Linked DNA regions of Homo sapiens: region 1 is linked to region 2. The links are chromatin loops, found by intact Hi-C in ENCODE. Cell type or tissue: endothelial cell of umbilical vein. All regions are shown on one strand. Each heading gives the region's core, and the rest is flanking DNA. Links, peaks and the distances in the headings are about the cores only.

Region 1 (8,332 bases), core at 39-8,038, 68 kb before region 2:
TGTGAGTTCTGTGAGCTGAGAAATCAGATTTGGAGCCTGTTATCTGGTCTTTAAAATAGCAGCTGTGGGATTCTGAAGAGTGAGGGTCAGATCTGTGGTCTGGCTGCTGGCTGCTGTGGTATGGAGTCAGTGTTCTTAGCTAACCAAAGACTAGCATATTCTCTCTCTCATATAACTGTTAATGTCTGTTTATTTTTTGGTCTTTTAAAAAAATCTTTGAATTTTAGATAATTCATATCTACCAAAAAAAATTGCAGAAGTCATGCGAAGAATTCTCACATATGCTCTTCACCCAGCTTCACCAAATGTTAGAGTCTTTTATAATGAGGGATTACCATTAGCTCATCTGTAGACCTTGTTTAAATTCTGCCTGTTGAATCATGTCCTTTATCCTTGGCTCAGGGTTCAATTTGTTATTGTCATTGTATTCGTGGTTGTGTCTCTCTTCAGTCTCCTTTATCTGGGACAGTGACAGTTTCTTAGTCTTTTCATGACCTTGACAGTTAAAGAGAACTGGTCCTTTTTTTTTTCCTTCATTGCCATTTTTTTTTTTCGTGGAATGTCCCTCATTATAGTTTTGTCTGATGCTTCCTTATGACTGTATTCGTGTTATATGTTTTTGGCAAGAATGCCACAGAAGAATACCATGGTGGGCCCTTAGTGTGTCATGCCAGGATTTGTCCCATTCCTTCTGATGTTAATTGTGATCATAACTGTGATCATTTGGCTGAATGGATGGCTGCACATTTCTTCCACTGTGGAGTTACTGTGTTCCTTTTTGTAATTAATAAGTATCTTGTGGGGAGATAACTTTGAGACTAGATAAATATCTTGTTTCTCAGCATACCTTTACCATTAATCTTAGCAACCACTGATTATTCTTGCCTGAAACAATTATTACTGTACTGTTTGCTAAATGATTTTCTATTTTTATCATTCTCTCTCCATTTATTATTTAGAATTATACTTGTCAAAAGACAAAATTATAACAAATTTAGTTTAAAGATCTAGTTGGCATTTGTGTTTCTAGAATTGGGCAACATCTCATTCTGTAAAATAGAATGAGTATTCCCATGAGCTGACCAAAGGAGGTAGGTTTTATAGGCAGAAAAGGGCTGAGAAAAGCAGACACAGAGAACAAAAAGCAGATGGGTCGTTTCAAAGTCACTTCCTCATAGGGTTGAAACAGGTAAGGGGTCTTCCTTACCTGCTGACTCAAGTTGACTGAAATCTCCTGTTTTTTTTTTTTTTTTTTTTTTTTTTGGTTTGTTTGTTTGAAAACTGGCCCTTTTTAAAGTTCATTTTGATTGTCTCTATTCTGGTTTGGTCTGGTGTGCTGGGGCCTTATGCAGGAGCTCAGTCCAAAACAAATGGACTGTAAGGACTGTAAGTTTCACATGCTGTAAGGAAGAGCTTTTCTTTCTCCTCTACTTATTTATTAGTTCTTGGTGTATGTCAGTGTGTATTCATGGATAGTTATTCCATAGGTTATGGTCCATTACTATTGTTTAATTGCTCAAGTGGCCTCTTGCAGTTGACTTTTCCTGTTAACATGTTTGCATCATTTTTCGAGCACTTCTTTATTTTCTTGTACACTACAGGAAGTTCCAGGTTTGAATTCTTCTCCTGCCCTGGCTGTGGAATGGACCCTTTCTCCAAGAAGTCCTTGGGTTTTGATAAGAGATTGAGATTACAAGCCAAGAGCTGGGCCTGCTGTGTTAGTTGGTGCTGTGGTGTCAGGCTTCTAGACTCTCCCAGTGGATGAGCAAGGAGGATACCTGTCTCTTGCCTTGTGGTTTGCTCCTTTAATCTCTGAAACTGTTACATTTATCTTTTTACTTCCTGATTCTAGTCTTTTTCCCCCTTTTAAAAAAATTATGTTATGGAATAAGAGTATGAATCTTGGAGTCTAGAGACCGGGCATTCAGTTGCTAGCTCTGACACTGATAAGCTGTCTGGCATTGAACAAACAAATTCTTTCGTCTCCCTGGGCCTTAGTTTTCTTTTCTTTTTTTTTTTTTTTTTTTTTGCAGTTTTTACATTTATTTAAACAGAAAACGTGCACACGAGCTGTCTACTCATTTTCTTCGCTGCGCAGCCTGGCATTGGGGTTGGTGACTCTGATGGCCAGTTGGGCAGCTGTTTCCACGATGGCTTTGCGGTTCTTGGAGGAAACATTGTGAGCGATCTCGGCACAGTAAGATTTGTTGCACATCAGCAGCACTTCCAGCTCCTTGATGTTGTGGACCAGGAACTTCCGGAAGCCACTGGGCAGCATGTGCTTTGTTTTTTTGTTGCTCCCATAACCAATGTTGGGCATCAAGATCTGGCCCTTGAATCTTCTACGAACCCTGTTGTCAGTGCCTCTGGGTTTCCGCCAGTTACGCTTAATTTTGACATATTGGTCTGACTGGTGCTGGATGAACTTCTTGGTTCTCTTTTTGACGATCTTGGGCTTCACAAGGGGTCTGAGGGCGGCCATGATGCCGAGGAGGAGATGGCTGCCACCTCCGTAGGCAGCGCCGAGGAAGAGAGCCTTTTCTTTTCTTTTTTTTTTTTTTACTGAGGTCTTAGTTTTTTTCTTATATACAATAGGGTGATAACAATTAAAGGGCTGTTGTAAGGATTAAATGAGATAGTATAATTAAAGCTTTCAGTATAAGCTAAGTACTAGGTTTGGTTCTTGGATTCAGCAAGTATTTATGGAATACTTTTTTTTTTTAGGGGCTTGGGGCAAATGGGGTTTAAGATTGCCAGCCTGCCCCAGTCTTTTGCCTCGTCCCTGCCGGGCCTCAATGGGGACCTTGATCTCTGACCTGCCCCTTGATCAAAGAGCTCCACCTCTGACTTGTCCCTTGATCTGGGAGCTTGGGTTCTAACTTGGCAGCCTGGATCAGGGTGATTGGCCTCTGGCTGATGCAGAGGAACCTCTGGCTTCTTTTTCTTCCTTTGAGCAGTTGTACAATTTGAGTCAGGAAGGGAGAGAGGATGGCTTCTTTCTGGCCACCCACTAGCAGAAGTCTTGGAGTGGGCGCTTCGCCGTTCCCATGTTAAATGAGCAGTTCTGATTCTGTCTGGGCACATTCTACTTCTGAAAGCAAAATTTCACACCGATCTCTGTGGGTGGTATTATTGTGAGGACCATTGGAAGGGACTCTCCTTCCTTCCCTCCTTTTCTGTCATAACTTTTCTATCTTTATTGACCCATTCTTCAGTAGGGGTGAGATGCTGGTTCAGCAGGCCCTGTAATAGCAGCACACTCTGCCCTGCAGAGGTTGGAGGAAGTGACACCCAACCTTCTTCACCACGGGGGGCTGGTGAGGGTGAATGTGGGGAAAGAAACCAGTCAGTGCCCCTCAATCTTCACTGCTGATAGCTGAGCCACACCATAGATTTGGACCAGAATCTTCTCCCAAGGAGGGCCAGTGCTCTCTTCCCATGACCCTCATAGCAGAGTCTGAAACAGCAGTCTGAGTGGGTCACACGTTCCCTCACCCGGTGGGGCTTTGTGACCTAGTGATTCATGGGAAGCGGGGGTGTTTGCACACTTTCTCCCTCCTGCCCACTAGCATGCCTCCTGCTTTGCAGGCTCACCCAGAGCTTTCTATTCTGCTGCTGCTAGAGCTTCCCAATAAGTGGGTAGGTAGGACTAGCTGTGACCTAGAAAACACTTAGCATTATCCAAGTGTCCCTAGTGAAAAGCTGAATAAAGCAGGAGAAATGTCACTTTGGATGCTCAAGTTCTCCTAGGAGAACAAACTTCCAGACCTTTTGTTTCCCCTAATTTTTGAAGGCAGCATGGCTGAGCCCAGAACCACATGGCTGAGCCTGGTACCAGAGTGGCTGGCAGGATGAGCACTTCACAGATTGGTGTGGTGACTAGCAGCCTCCTTCCTGAGGCCTTTGGGGCCCTGCTGACTGTACTGGGTCTTAAGTAAGAAAAACAGAAAACTGTTTCTCTCTCCAAGGAAAACAAGCAATAAACCCCATGTACATACCTCCCTGAGTTCTGAGTAAGAAAGGAAACCAGGCATGGTGGCCCCAGAAGTGTTCAGGGCATATGGGTATGATCCCTTGCCCGAGTGGGTTGGCAGTGTCCTCTTGAGAGGCTTTTTGTGTCTGCTGAGTATTTTCCAATTTAGGGTGGCTCAGGGGATGGGATGAGGATTCTTCAACTTTTTCCTTGTTTTTTAGCTTTTTTCCTTCTCAAGTTGGCCCTGGGTGGCTGTCCCTGCTTCTAGGGGCCATTGTGAGCTTTACATTGGTGCAGTGCTGGCTCCTGGCAGCAAGCATCTGGCTTATACCACTGAGATGTCTCATGTTGGGTGGCTGTGCCACCCAGGCTTCCATGGTCCTGGGTTCACTGGTCATTTCTTTCCCAAAAGTATGCATTCACGAGGTCAGCTTTGTATCTTTGGGGCCAAGCATCTGTGATTTTGCTGCTCTAGCTTTTATTTAGATTTGACTCTCTTGCACCCCTTTTACCCTGGAACTTCCTATTTTTCCGTAAAAGTTTTTCTTTATTTTTTTTAACTGGTGTTTTGAAAAATGCTGTATGCATATATCAAAAACAATTTGAGAAGTACGGTGGGGTGTATAGTAGAACTTTGGTGGTCTTCTCACTCACGGCCCTGTCTGTGGCTCTGTTCTGCTCTACACAGTGAGGTGACTGTGTTTATCCACTCTACCCTAAGTGGCTGCTGTTACCAGTGTCTGGTGTACCGGTCAGGAGATAGTCTATGAAAATACAAGCATACTTATCTATGCCTGTCTTCTTACTTTTTTCTTTTTTGGTTAATACAGTTTATTTTTAGACTGACTTTAGGTTCACAGCAAAATTGAGCAGGAAGTGCAGAGAGTTCTCCCTGTGCCCATGGCCTCCACGATTAATGTCCCACATTCTCTACTTTTTCAGTTTTAACCTTTCCACAGATGATAGTGGCTGTATACACTGCTCATCCACATCAGTCTCAGTGGGTGTCTGCTGTGTTCTCTAACGGCTGTTCAGAAGTTTCCCACTTCATGTGGACAGGCCTTAAGGTGTTGATGTTTTACTGTGTGAACTGTGCTGTGGCTGTCTGTATTCTCTCAGCCTCATTTCTGGTGGAATTACGGGAGAATGATGTGAGATGACTGTGAGATTTTTAAAATCACTAAAAGTTTCTTTATAGTAATATAGAGGAAAATTAGAAAATACATGTAAAAAACATTAAGATTAAGGAAATTTAAAATGCTCTCTGGAAATGTCCTGGGGATGTCCCATGCTCGTGTGGGGTCTAGGGCACAGGGCGGAGAGCAAAGCATAGGTGTTTGAACTGGTGCTGCTGAGGTGGAGCAGAGCACATGTGTCAGCTTCTGTTTACACCTTCGTTTGGGCCCTTCTGCTCCCCTGCCACTTCCCTGAGCCCTGCCCTCGGCTCGGCCCCTGGGATGGATGTGGGTTATTGTTTTTGGCACTGTAAGAGGAGGGAATTTAGAATAAGGAAAAGAGGGTTGAGATTCTGTACTAAATGCCAGTATTGTTGGGTGTCTTAATCTAAAAGCTGGAATGGGGATAACGCTCCTTCTAAAAGGGTATTGGTCCATAGAATAAGAAAAAATTGAAGCTTATGTAAAGATTTGGTGGGCCGGGCATGGTGTCTCACACCTGTAATCCTAGCCCTTTGGGAGGCCAAGGCGGGCAGATTACTTGAGGCCAAGAGCTCGAGACCAGCCTGGCCAATGTGGTGAAACCCTGTCTCTACTAAAAATACAAAAATTAGCTGGGTTTGGTGGTACATGCCTGTAATCCCAGTTACTCAGGAGGCTGAGGTGGGAGGATTGCTTGAGTCTGAGAGGTGGAGGTTGCAATGAGCCGAGATTGTGCCATTGCACTGGGTGACACAGCAAGACTCCACCAAAAAAAAAAAATTGTTGATCTAGTCAAGGTACATTTCTCTGCCTGATGTTTTCTGAGACATGGGTGTATGATTTGTCTGTGCTATATTGTGTTCTAACCCAGAGGCCGTGAAATGAAAAAAACGTAATTTAACTCAAATTAATGGGACTGTGGCGCTCTTTTTCTTTCTAGTTGGCCTGCTGTCACTTTGAGGGACTGTTATTTGGAGGAAGTTAATTTGGGAAACGATTCTTGCTTCGTTTTCTTTTTCTTTTTTTTTTTTTTTTGAGATGGGGTCTTGCTCTTTAACCCAGGCTGGAGTGCAGTGGCATGATCTTGGCTCACTGCAACCTCTTCCTCTCGGGTTCAAGCAATTCTCCTGTCTCAGCCTCCCAAGTAGCTGGGACTACAGGCGTGCACCACCACGCCTGGCTAATTTTTGTATTTTTAGTAGAGACGGGGTTTCACCATATTGGTCAGGCTGGTCTCGAACTCCTAACCTCAGATGATCCACCTGCCGCAGCCTCCCAAAGTGCTGGGATCACAGGCGTGAGCCACTGTGCCCGGCCAGGAAATGATTCTTTTGGTCCCTCATACTGCTTGTGAAGTTGTAGAAGTACTAAATTCCCATTTCATCCAGAAAATATATTTCTTTGAAAATGTCCGTTGATTTTTTTTTTATTTAGTAAAAATACATTCCTTTTGTAAATAGATAAAACTCAAGACCCCTTTGATCATCCCTCAAGCCCAGTATTCTCCCAGAGATAACAATTGTTCTTGGGCTCACCTTTTATTTATTTATTTTAATTTAGTGATTCCAGTTTTTAATGTTTAAGATTGCTGGTTGATTCTTATGAGTGTAATATCCTCTCACACCACTTGGAGGCTGTTGATTGTGCCTGTTTTTAAGTCTTGTGTCTTTACTAACTCTGTGTTCTGCAGCATCACTTCTTTAGGTGTAGAATTTGTTGCCCTTTTCTCAGGGTTTGGGGATACTCAGCTGTGTATTAACTTTTAAATTTGAGGTTCCTGTTAGCCTGTCTGGATGCTGCATCAGTTTTCCAAAGTTGGTCTCTAGACATTGTTGGTGGCTTGGCTGGGCATGGACTATGTCAGCTGCTAGTTCTCAGGGATGGCAGGCTCCGTGCCCTCTGTGGGTGTCACCAGCTTGTCCTCCCAAACCAAGTGTCCAACTCTCCTTCTCTCTGGGTTCAATGCCACTTAGGTTCAAGTGAGTGGAGTTACATATGTGTTTTTGGGGAGGGGCAGGAGGTCATTCCATTGTTATACCCTAACCACATTGTCCCTTGATACTCACAAAGACAAACTAGAGCGGGCTAGGGTTTCTGGGCATCTCTGCCTCCTGACCCTATCGGGGTCAAGACACACCCAGGCTGCATGTGTAGCCTTCGCTTAGTGTCATATATTCAGTGCCAGCAGCTATCTCATGAGGGCCATGGGCACTCATACAATGCAAAAGATACTATAAATCTTTTGTATCTTTGTGTATACACACACACACACACACACACACACACACACACACACACACACAGCCTGGTTGTGTCTTGATTGGTAACCCAGAATACACAGGCAGTGTTGCTTTGGTGATGAGTATTTTCAAAAAGGCAATTACATTTTAGTAAAGGCCAGAATCAGACATGTTGTATTCCTGGAAAATTCATGATATAATAAAAGCATGCAAAAAATTATTTGGGTTTTTATCTAAAATTGAGTTAGGTTACAGGCTCAGAAGAATGTTAAACAGCTTCTGTCTACCTGCATGTCTAATGGGATGTGTGAAGGTAATGCAGGGCAGGGGACAGTGCCCATTGACTGCCCCAAGGACACCTAACGCTGCCCACACACTCCCAAACTCCCAGGAGGCAGGGCCTACCCTCCCTTTGAGAGCTGCTGATCAAGTAGGAGTTTTCTGTTTTCATTCATATTTGAAAAGTTGGAATAATCTGCTTTATGATGTCTTTATTCCCTGAAAAGTTAAGCTAATAATATTGGTCAGTGTTTTCCTATTTAGGAACATTTTCTGAACATGTGGTCATTAGGGGATTTTAGAGTATAAGTTATGTATCTGTTAATTTTTTCTGGGTAATTATGTGGTTGAGATGCTAGTGGCACACATTATGGTTACATTTGTTCAGTAACTGTAACTCGAGCCCTGGAAATTAGGCTTCTATAAAATTTCATAGCAATTCATGAAATGTTGTTTGTAAGCAAAATGTACCCAGCTCCTTGACTAAAGTTACCTTAAATATTCTTAAAGATAGAGAGGTAATACGCATTTCTTTTTCTCTTTCTGTATGTGTGTATATATGAGAGAGAGAGAGAGAGTGTGTGTGTACATGTCCCTGATAATTCCTATCTCAGAGCAGTGGAAGTCCTCTGAGTTTGATAATATGCTTTGCATGTGCTATATTTGTGGACTGCCTCAGAACA
Region 2 (8,332 bases), core at 51-8,050:
CTGTCGGGGCTGGGAAGCATTGCTCCGTTTCAGCTGAAAGGCTCTGTGGAGCAGAACATGAGGGAGGAGTGTGGGTCCCCATTGTGGGTTTCAGAGTCTTCCCTGTGTTAGGTAAATGTGTGAGATGCAGCCACCAGGCAGGAGGTTGGGGGAGCTGTGCCTTAAGAGGATAGCTGGATGTTTAACTTTCATGCCAGGGCCCCCGGGGCCATAGCACAATCCCGGCAGGCCTGTCTCCACCTGTGTGTTCTGCTTGAGTCCAGGCTTCATTTGTGCCCTGGCTGCCTTTAGTTTTTTTAGTTAGCTTTCATGAAACACCTGCTACTCAAAGAGCTTGTAGAAATTCAGCAGAACCATTGCAGACTGAGGGGCACCTGTCACTGCCCGTGAACACGGCTCCTAAATATTCTCTGCTAAAAATTCCTCTACAATTGAAACACTGCATGAGTTCTTTCCCATGGTTCCTTAAAGTGCCTTTATTATCAATAGATGGCATTGCGTTCCTAATGCACCTTCACCTGTGAGAAATCAAGTACCTGAATAAAGAGGAGTTATGGAGAGCATTTAAACTCTTCCCATAGTGCTCCCGTGCAGGGCTCTGCCTGCCTCCACCTCTTTCTGGACCACGTAGCCTCTACTGCAGTAAACACAGAGTATATCACAGAAACTTTGCTGTTTACAGGAGCTAAGGCGTTTGTTGTCTTCTTGATATAATTATTTATTTATGTGTGACCTTTTAAGCCCACATTGTTTCCTCTGATTACATATCTGAGATAATATTGTGAATTAATGAGCCGATTGCTTTGATTCACGAAGATCCTGTTTGCCTCCCGCTTGCTGCATCACGTCTGCTGTGTGGAGCTTGGCACACTGCTTTGAGCGTGTGGATGCAGAGAGGGACTGCAGGTGAATCAGAGGGGCTGGCTTTGGGTTGCAGCTCCCTGTCAAGCAGCTGCCAGGTTTTGGGTCATCTCTTTAGCCTTGCTGTACTTCCATTTCTCACCGTTCAAACAAGGTTGAGCACTGTAGTCTTGTTGATCTCCAATGTTTGTTGGTTTCTTATCATTAAGTACCCAACCCTGTGCAGGCACTGGGAATGGCTAAAGAAAGTGAGTTGAGGGCTTTGCTCTAAAGGGTTGGAGATATCCTGTGAATGTGGCCTTATTTGGGAAAAGGGTCTTTGTAGATATGATTAAGTTAAGGATCTCTCAAGATGGAATCACCCTGGATTATCCAGTGACACCTGTCTTTATAAGAAACAGGAGAAGACAGAGATAGACACAGAGAAGGCCATGAGAAGATAGGGCAGAGATGAATGATATAACCACCAAGCCCAGGAACACCTGGAGCCACCAGAAGCTGGAAATGGCAGGAAGGATCCTCCCCTAGAGTCTCTGCAGGAGCATGGCCCTACTGACACCTTGATTTCAGAGTTCTGGCCCATGGGGCTGGGAGATAATAAATTTGTATTGCCTTGTATCGCCTGGTCTGTTGTTCCCTGTTAGGGCAGCCCCAGACACCAGTGCAGGTCTCCCATCACAGCACTGCTGTGAGGCTGCATGAGATGAGAAGGATGCAAAGGGATGGCGTCCAGAGCTGCGCTGCTGCCACCACCCTCAGCTCCTTGGTTAGATATTCTGACCTTCTGACCTCCTGGCAGCCCAGTGCAGACATGGCCTTCGCTTCCCAGCTGCCTTCCACATAACCTGCTCCTCCCTGTGCCGTGGATCCCACATCAGCCAGCCAGGGCAGGCAGGGGTGGCTGCTAAAACCGTATGACAGTTCTTGCCTCCCTCCCTCCCTCCCACACTTCAGAATGTTAAATGAGACTTCTTGACTCAGGCAAGCTCCTTTCTTGGTTACGAAGATGTAAAATCAGCCGTGGCAACGGCACCAGCTCTTTTTTCCGATAGCTCGTTCAGTCCCCAAAGCTAGGCAGTTGGCATGCGCACCATCCTCCTTTCTTCCTGCAGTCGGGGGAGCTGACAGGCTGTCCTCCATGCTGCCGTGGGTGGCTGCTCTGCTGCGGGGGCTCTTGGACATGGCTATGCTTGAGATGGTCGTTGTAGCTGTATGTGAGGTGAATGCCGTTCCATATACACTTCTTCATGTATTGACGTGGTGCGCACACAAGTCATTTAAAATCAGTGAAATTGCTCTGGAGTATTCTTTGAGGAGTTAGACCTTGAAGCTCAGGCTTTAAAACTCATCGTAATATATTTGTTTATGATTTTTGAACCCTGTGAGTGTTTTTGTGCAAGCTGTATCCACCTCCTCCCCTCAATTTAGATTATTTCTCAAGAGTGGAATTCTAGTGTAACTGCAGCCTCTGAGCTGTTGCTGTGGTTCTCCCTGGTGGATGAGTTGTTTCTGGAGTGTCGCCGATGACATTAGCCCTATATCCCCACATCCCCACCAACAGTGGGCTTTTCATCTTCACTTATCTTTGCTAATTTACCCAGATACTTCCAGTGTCACTTCTTAGAACAATTGTGAGGATAAAATGAAGATGGGTGGTTTATTGTCTACTTGTCCTCATTGGCGAGCCACTTTCCTGAGTCCCCACAACTTTCCTGGCTCATTGAGGCCATCCCATGGATTACTTAACATACTTCTTCATAAACTCAGAGTGGGAACTACAGATTAAATTACCTTAGCATTTTGGCAAGAGCCCAGAGCCTGGAAATTAGTATGTGAATGTAATGTGAGCCCTTAAGCCTTCAGTGCAAGTGATGTCTCTAGGGAGAGCCCTCAGCGTTTTTCAGGGGAAATCAGAATCCTTCATCAGTTCCAGTAGGGAAGAGCTGAAGCTTACAGATTTAACAGAAGGCGGTAGCCCAAGGAAACCTGTTCCAGTGTGAGTGGAAGGAATGTGCTGAGCAGAGCCGGCTAATGGTGCCTCTTGGTGGCACCATGGACAGGGTGCTGGGCACCCTCGTTTCATGGGGTTGGAGGAGAGGAAAGGAACGCAGCTCGGCATTGCTTTGTCGGCCCCATCCCTGGAATACATGGGCCTTCCAGCCACACTCAGACCACAGCTGGGTCCTATCTGGCCTATACAGTGTCTTAATTTTGTTTCTAATTTTCAAGCTTAAAAAAATATTTGACAGCATTGAAAATCAGGAGATTGCTCATAACAGTGCTGACTTGTGGTGTGTCCTGAGAAGCCAGATCTGCTCCATTGTGGCCCACATTCCCCCAGCAGCAGGTGCTGAGCAGGTGCCCTGGACCTCTGCCACGCTGTCGTCTCACCCCGTTATCTGCCCTCGCTCTGAGGTGCCTTCCCGGAAGGAACGTCCCACAACATTCCCATAAGTCTCATTGGCCCAGTCTCGATCACGCGGGCAGCTGTGAGGAGTAAAGTCGTCCTCGCTGGGCACATTGCTTCCCTGAATAGAAATGAGGTTCCGTTACTAAGGAAGGAAAGGGATATAAATGCTGGTGAGTCATCAGCGCAGATTGGGGGATGCTGAGGTAAGTTTATTCATGTTGAGGTGGAAGTTTCTGTGAGGACATTTTGGGAACACTGTTCAGCCTGCAGTCTGGGGTCCCTCAGAAATGGACTGATTAGAGGTCTGGGACTGGGTAGATAAAAGAGGAACCTGGAGCATTTTGTTATGCTGGAAAATGAGAACGTGCCAGGGAAATGATTGAGCACCATCAAAGTCAAGCAACCTCCACCAACCTTGTCTGGGATTGTTTCACACCAACATAATTAAGCATGGTAATGAGTTATAAGCCATTGAGAGACCAGAGAGGCCAGGAATCCAGGGGTCAGTACTGACAGCAATAGATAGATAATTTCATTGCAGAAGAGAAGGTGCTTGCTTCAATAAGATGCATAAGCCATCAGTCAGTGTGGAGGGACTAGGGCAAGAAAGTCAGCATTTCCCAGCCTTCGTGGGACAGATGGGACCGGCAGATGCTATGCGGGGCAGGGTGGAGCAGGGATGCAGGGGTTCTGGAGAGGAGAGTTTGCAAGTCAATAACTACAGTGGAGAAGTCAGACCTCCCTTTGGCCAGGTAACCTGAGTGAACACCCCACCCACTGAGGGCTGTGGATGTTGTGTGCCTGCAGGTGGAACACATGTGTGTCCAGCTGGGTGTGCACACATGAGTTAATCAGGAGATGTCAGGGGAGGAAAAAGGCTGTGGAAATGTCCTAGATTAAAGAGGACAGGACCCCCAAGATGCAGGAAGGACTCTGGACTGGACCCTGTTCCGTAAATCATCATAAGTTATTTCCTTGTCCTTAGGAAATAACTCAGGACAAAGGGCCAAGATGAATGCAACCTATTCTTAAATGATTCAGAGAAAATACTATGTTATTATATATTATACATACAGCATACATATAGAGTGAGAGAGCTGTGTACAGACACACAGCTGCTAAACACTTGTATGGGTGTCTTTGTACTTATTCTAGTAACTTTAAGCTTAAAATTCTTTACAAATAAAATGTTAAAAAAAATGAGAAGGCTAATAAGCACATGAGAAGCTTAACGTCATGATTCATTAGGGGAATGCAAGGCAAAACCATGATGAGATGCCCCTAGACACCTCTTAGAAGAGCTGCTAAGAAGGCAGACAGCACCAAGCGCTAAATGAGATGGGGCACCTGGTGCTCTTCTGTGCTACTGGTAGGGGTGCAGCAGAGTGGTCAGTCTGGACAGTAGCTGACATCACGTGACCCAACACACGCATTCCTGGCTACTTACCAAGGAGAATAGAAAGCAGGCAGATCTCTACAGCAGCTCTCTACCTGATTGCAAAACAATGGAAATGCCCACATGTCCACAAACAAGTGTGTGGTCTGCCTGTGCCATGAAGCACAGTGTGGCTGAGCGTCAAGAGTCCCCACACTCAAAGGAGGCAGCAGATACAGGGCTGCACACTGTGTGATTCCACACATGTGACATTCTGGACACGGACATGCTGGATGGCAAAACGAGCATCGGGCTGAGAGGACTGCTGAGAAGGGGAACGGGGCTGCTGGGATGTGGGTTGATTGTAGCAGTAGCTCATGGAGATGTGACCTCAAAAGAGTGATTTTTACTATGTGCATACTATACCTCCACAAACTTGACTTTAAAAAAATAAAATATTCACAGAAAAAAACAAAAACAAATGTAAAACCATCAGACTACTTTATCAGAGGTGTTATTTTTAGATAGAGGTCTTTGAACTCCATCCTAGGAACATTGTACCCATGTCCTCCCAGAACTGCATCTTGCACTGGGTGTCGGAAGACAGCCCTGCAAGACCTGTATGCTCTGTACCATTCAGTGGTTTTTAAGGTTAACTACCAGAAGTCATATCTGAGGCCTCCCAGAAGCATTACTCTAAGGAAAGTAGTTAAATGTGGACAGTGACAGCAGAAACATTTACACATTAAACCAGTTTATAGAACATGAGAATGTTCAGAGCATAAAGAAGCTTGTCAGCTCAATGACTTACGAGGCGTGGGCCATTAAAAAAAAAGGTCTGGAGTTTGGGAAGGAGAAAGGAATGGGGATCTGCAGCTCAGAGTGAGAGATGGAATTCTGTAAAGGAACAGTGTGGAGAGGGACTCCAGGCAAGTCAATAACGATGTTAGAATGCCCTTGTTTAGAATAATTATCATGCTAATAATATTGTTCATATTGTTTTTACTAATATGCTCATCCTTAAAAATAGAAGATATTCTAAGGGTACTAAATAAATAAATAATTAAAATTTTGCAACTGAGACCTTCCTCTTCCAGAGCCTTTACAAGAACCTTTATAGACAACACCTCAGGTCCTGTTTGCTGCCCCAGCATGGAGGGCAGCCCACTTGGTTACAGTGATGACAGATGGAAACTTGACTGGAGCAGGTCTGGAAGGCAGAGGAGGCAGGCCTGTGTGTATATGGTCAGGACAAAGGACCAGTGGTGCTAGCCACACCTGTGGGATGGCTGTAATTAAACACACACACACACACACACACACACACACACACACACAACAGAAGATAACAAGTGTTGGTGAGGGTATGGAGAAACTGGAGCCATTGTATGCCGCTGGTGGGAAGGTAAAGTGGTGCAGCTGCTTTCGAAAATAGTATGGTAGTTCCTCAAAAAGTTAACTGTAGAATTACCATATGACCCAGCACTTCTGGGTAAATATACAGAAGAATTGAAAACAGGGACTCAAACAGATGTATGTACATCAATGTTCATAGCAGCATTATTCACAACAGCCAAAAAGTGGGGGCACCTGAAATGTCCATCAGTTGATGAAACAAAATGTGGTTTATCCATACAGTGGAATATTATTCAACCTTAAAAAGGAATGGAGTTCTGATTCATGCTACAACATAGATGAACATTGAGGAGGACATTATGCCAAGTGAAATAAGCCAGACAAAAACAAACAGATAACTGTATTATTCCATTTGTGTGAAATGTCCAGAACCGGCAAATCTGTAGAGGCAGAATCATTAGTAGTTGCCAGTGGCTTGGTGGGGTTGAGGGAACAATTTAGAGGAAGGGTTAGAGCAAATGGGGAGTGACTGATAATTGGCACAGGGCTTCTTTGTGAGGTAATGAAAGTGTTTTGAAACTAGATAAAGGTGATGGTTGTGCACCATTGTGGATATACTACATGCCATTGGTTCACTTTTGAATGGTAAGTTTTGTGTTAAGTGGATTTTGCCTCCATTAGAAATTGTTCAATATAAAGTCGGCTCACATCTCCTCATAAAATACCACACTGATGCACATGCGTGACGTCTGTGAGTGAGGATGGCCCCCTTGGAGAGCTGCACTGCCCAGCACAGTAGCTGCTAGCCACATGTGGCAGCTGAGTAAACACTTGACAGGTGGCTCACGTGACTGGAGAACTGAATTATTTTATTTTAATTAACTTAAATTTAAAACCTACTTGATTTAGTTACTGGAAAACCTTGAATATTTTTGAAACAACTTGGGCATGTGAATATACCCTTTCAATTGTAAATATTATGAAATCTGAACACAGATGAAGTATTTCTGATGAAAAAGTGCAGTGCTCATCTTAATTTTTGTTGGGTTCAAGTGTACTTCTGTGTCCAAAGTACACTTGTGGACACAGAAGATTTGGGGATGTTCCCCTCCTTCCTGTTGGGCAGGTGGCTCATTGTCTTCAGGTCCATCTCCCACTGTGCCCAGGAGCCCTCCACTCTGGGTGTGTGTTTGGACCTGGCCAGTGAAACCCTGTGTTGGGGTCTGTGGAGTGCCAAAAGGCCTGAGAGCACCAGCACCGTCCCCTGGATGGTATGTAGGCCGACCCCCTGCCCACATGGTGCTGATGGTGGGCTGTCAGCCCCAGTGTAGCTCTGCTTTGCCTCTTCATGCTGGGCAATCTGGAAAAGGCCCTTACTTCCAAGGGTTTGTCCTCATTTTTAAATACAAAAAATGGTATGTATGGTAAATGGTAATGGTATGTGTTTTACAGGACTTGTGAACGCTAATAAAATAAGTTACATGGATCACAGTAATAACTACTGGTGAAGATAAAAAATTCGTAAAGGATCTCTTCTTTCCAGAGATTTACAGTTCTGTGAGTTCCTCTGAAGTCTTCCCTGGAATAGAGAAAACAATGCATTTCCCTCTTGGAAGGTTTTCATTGCATCAGCTTGGTAAAGACGAGGTAGAGTTTGTAGTGTTGGGGTCTCTGAGGGTGAGTCAGGTCCCCGTCACACAAACTGTAAAGTCAACGACAAACCAGCTTAGCAGAGTATCTGGAAATGGAAGATTCATCCCAAATTTAAATTGCACACTGGCAGAGCAGCGTCATTTACTGGGTAGAGCTGGCGTGTAGGGGAGCCACCCACTCCCCCTGTTCACCACTCCCCCTATCTGCATTCGGAATGTCAGACAAGATTTCTGGGATGCTGGCTTCAGATCATGATTGCAGGTTTTTGTCTTGCTCTTCCCAGTTCTGGAAAATCTCCACTGTGTGCTCTCCCGCACCACATCGGTGCCCACCCTCTTCATTAGTAGAACACATTCTCGGACTTGATCCCTGGGCTCTGCAGAGTCTGGTGCTGAGTACCTTCTTTGGTGTGGGTAGGTTTTGGCAGCAGGAGCTTGGAGGTGGGAAGGTGGAAGGTGCAGTGTTAGGACACTGCTCTCTCAAGCCCGTGTATACTGGTGAGTCTCCAGTGCTCCCTCTTGGGGGGACGTGGTGTCCTGTGGACTCACTGTGACCTCTTGAGTGTCACAGTTACCCTGAGTGTGGCTTGGTAGGTTTTGCCCACCTGGTCAGTAAGTGTCCTGGTGGCTGCCACCTCCATGGATGAGAGCTGCTCTCACTTGCGGGCCCTTTGCTAC

The links. Hi-C counts contacts between places; a loop is a spot of excess contacts. Peaks named below come from ENCODE experiments on the same cell type or tissue, not always from the same donor. Only the 100,000 strongest peaks of a DNase experiment are listed, where the experiment ranks them.
Region 1: a loop joins it to region 2, with 3 times the contacts of the local background. A loop is called at or near these places in 15 of 110 quality-filtered maps.

Annotation. Positions count from the first base shown.
Region 1 is chr7:44,462,047-44,470,378 of GRCh38, reverse strand. The region is part of intron 2 of NUDCD3 (NudC domain containing 3); the gene reads left to right. It also overlaps the pseudogene RPL32P18. Among named protein-coding and RNA genes, the nearest start is that of NUDCD3, 24 kb to the left of the region's middle. In endothelial cell of umbilical vein, for the core only: a CTCF peak has its summit at 6,788; a DNase peak (open chromatin) is centred at 3,948; H3K27ac peaks cover 1,557 bases.
Region 2 is chr7:44,393,740-44,402,071 of GRCh38, reverse strand. All of the region lies in intron 4 of NUDCD3 (NudC domain containing 3), which reads left to right. Among named protein-coding and RNA genes, the nearest start is that of CAMK2B, 72 kb to the right of the region's middle. In endothelial cell of umbilical vein, for the core only: no CTCF peak of the experiment used is centred there; a DNase peak (open chromatin) is centred at 3,321; H3K27ac peaks cover 2,328 bases.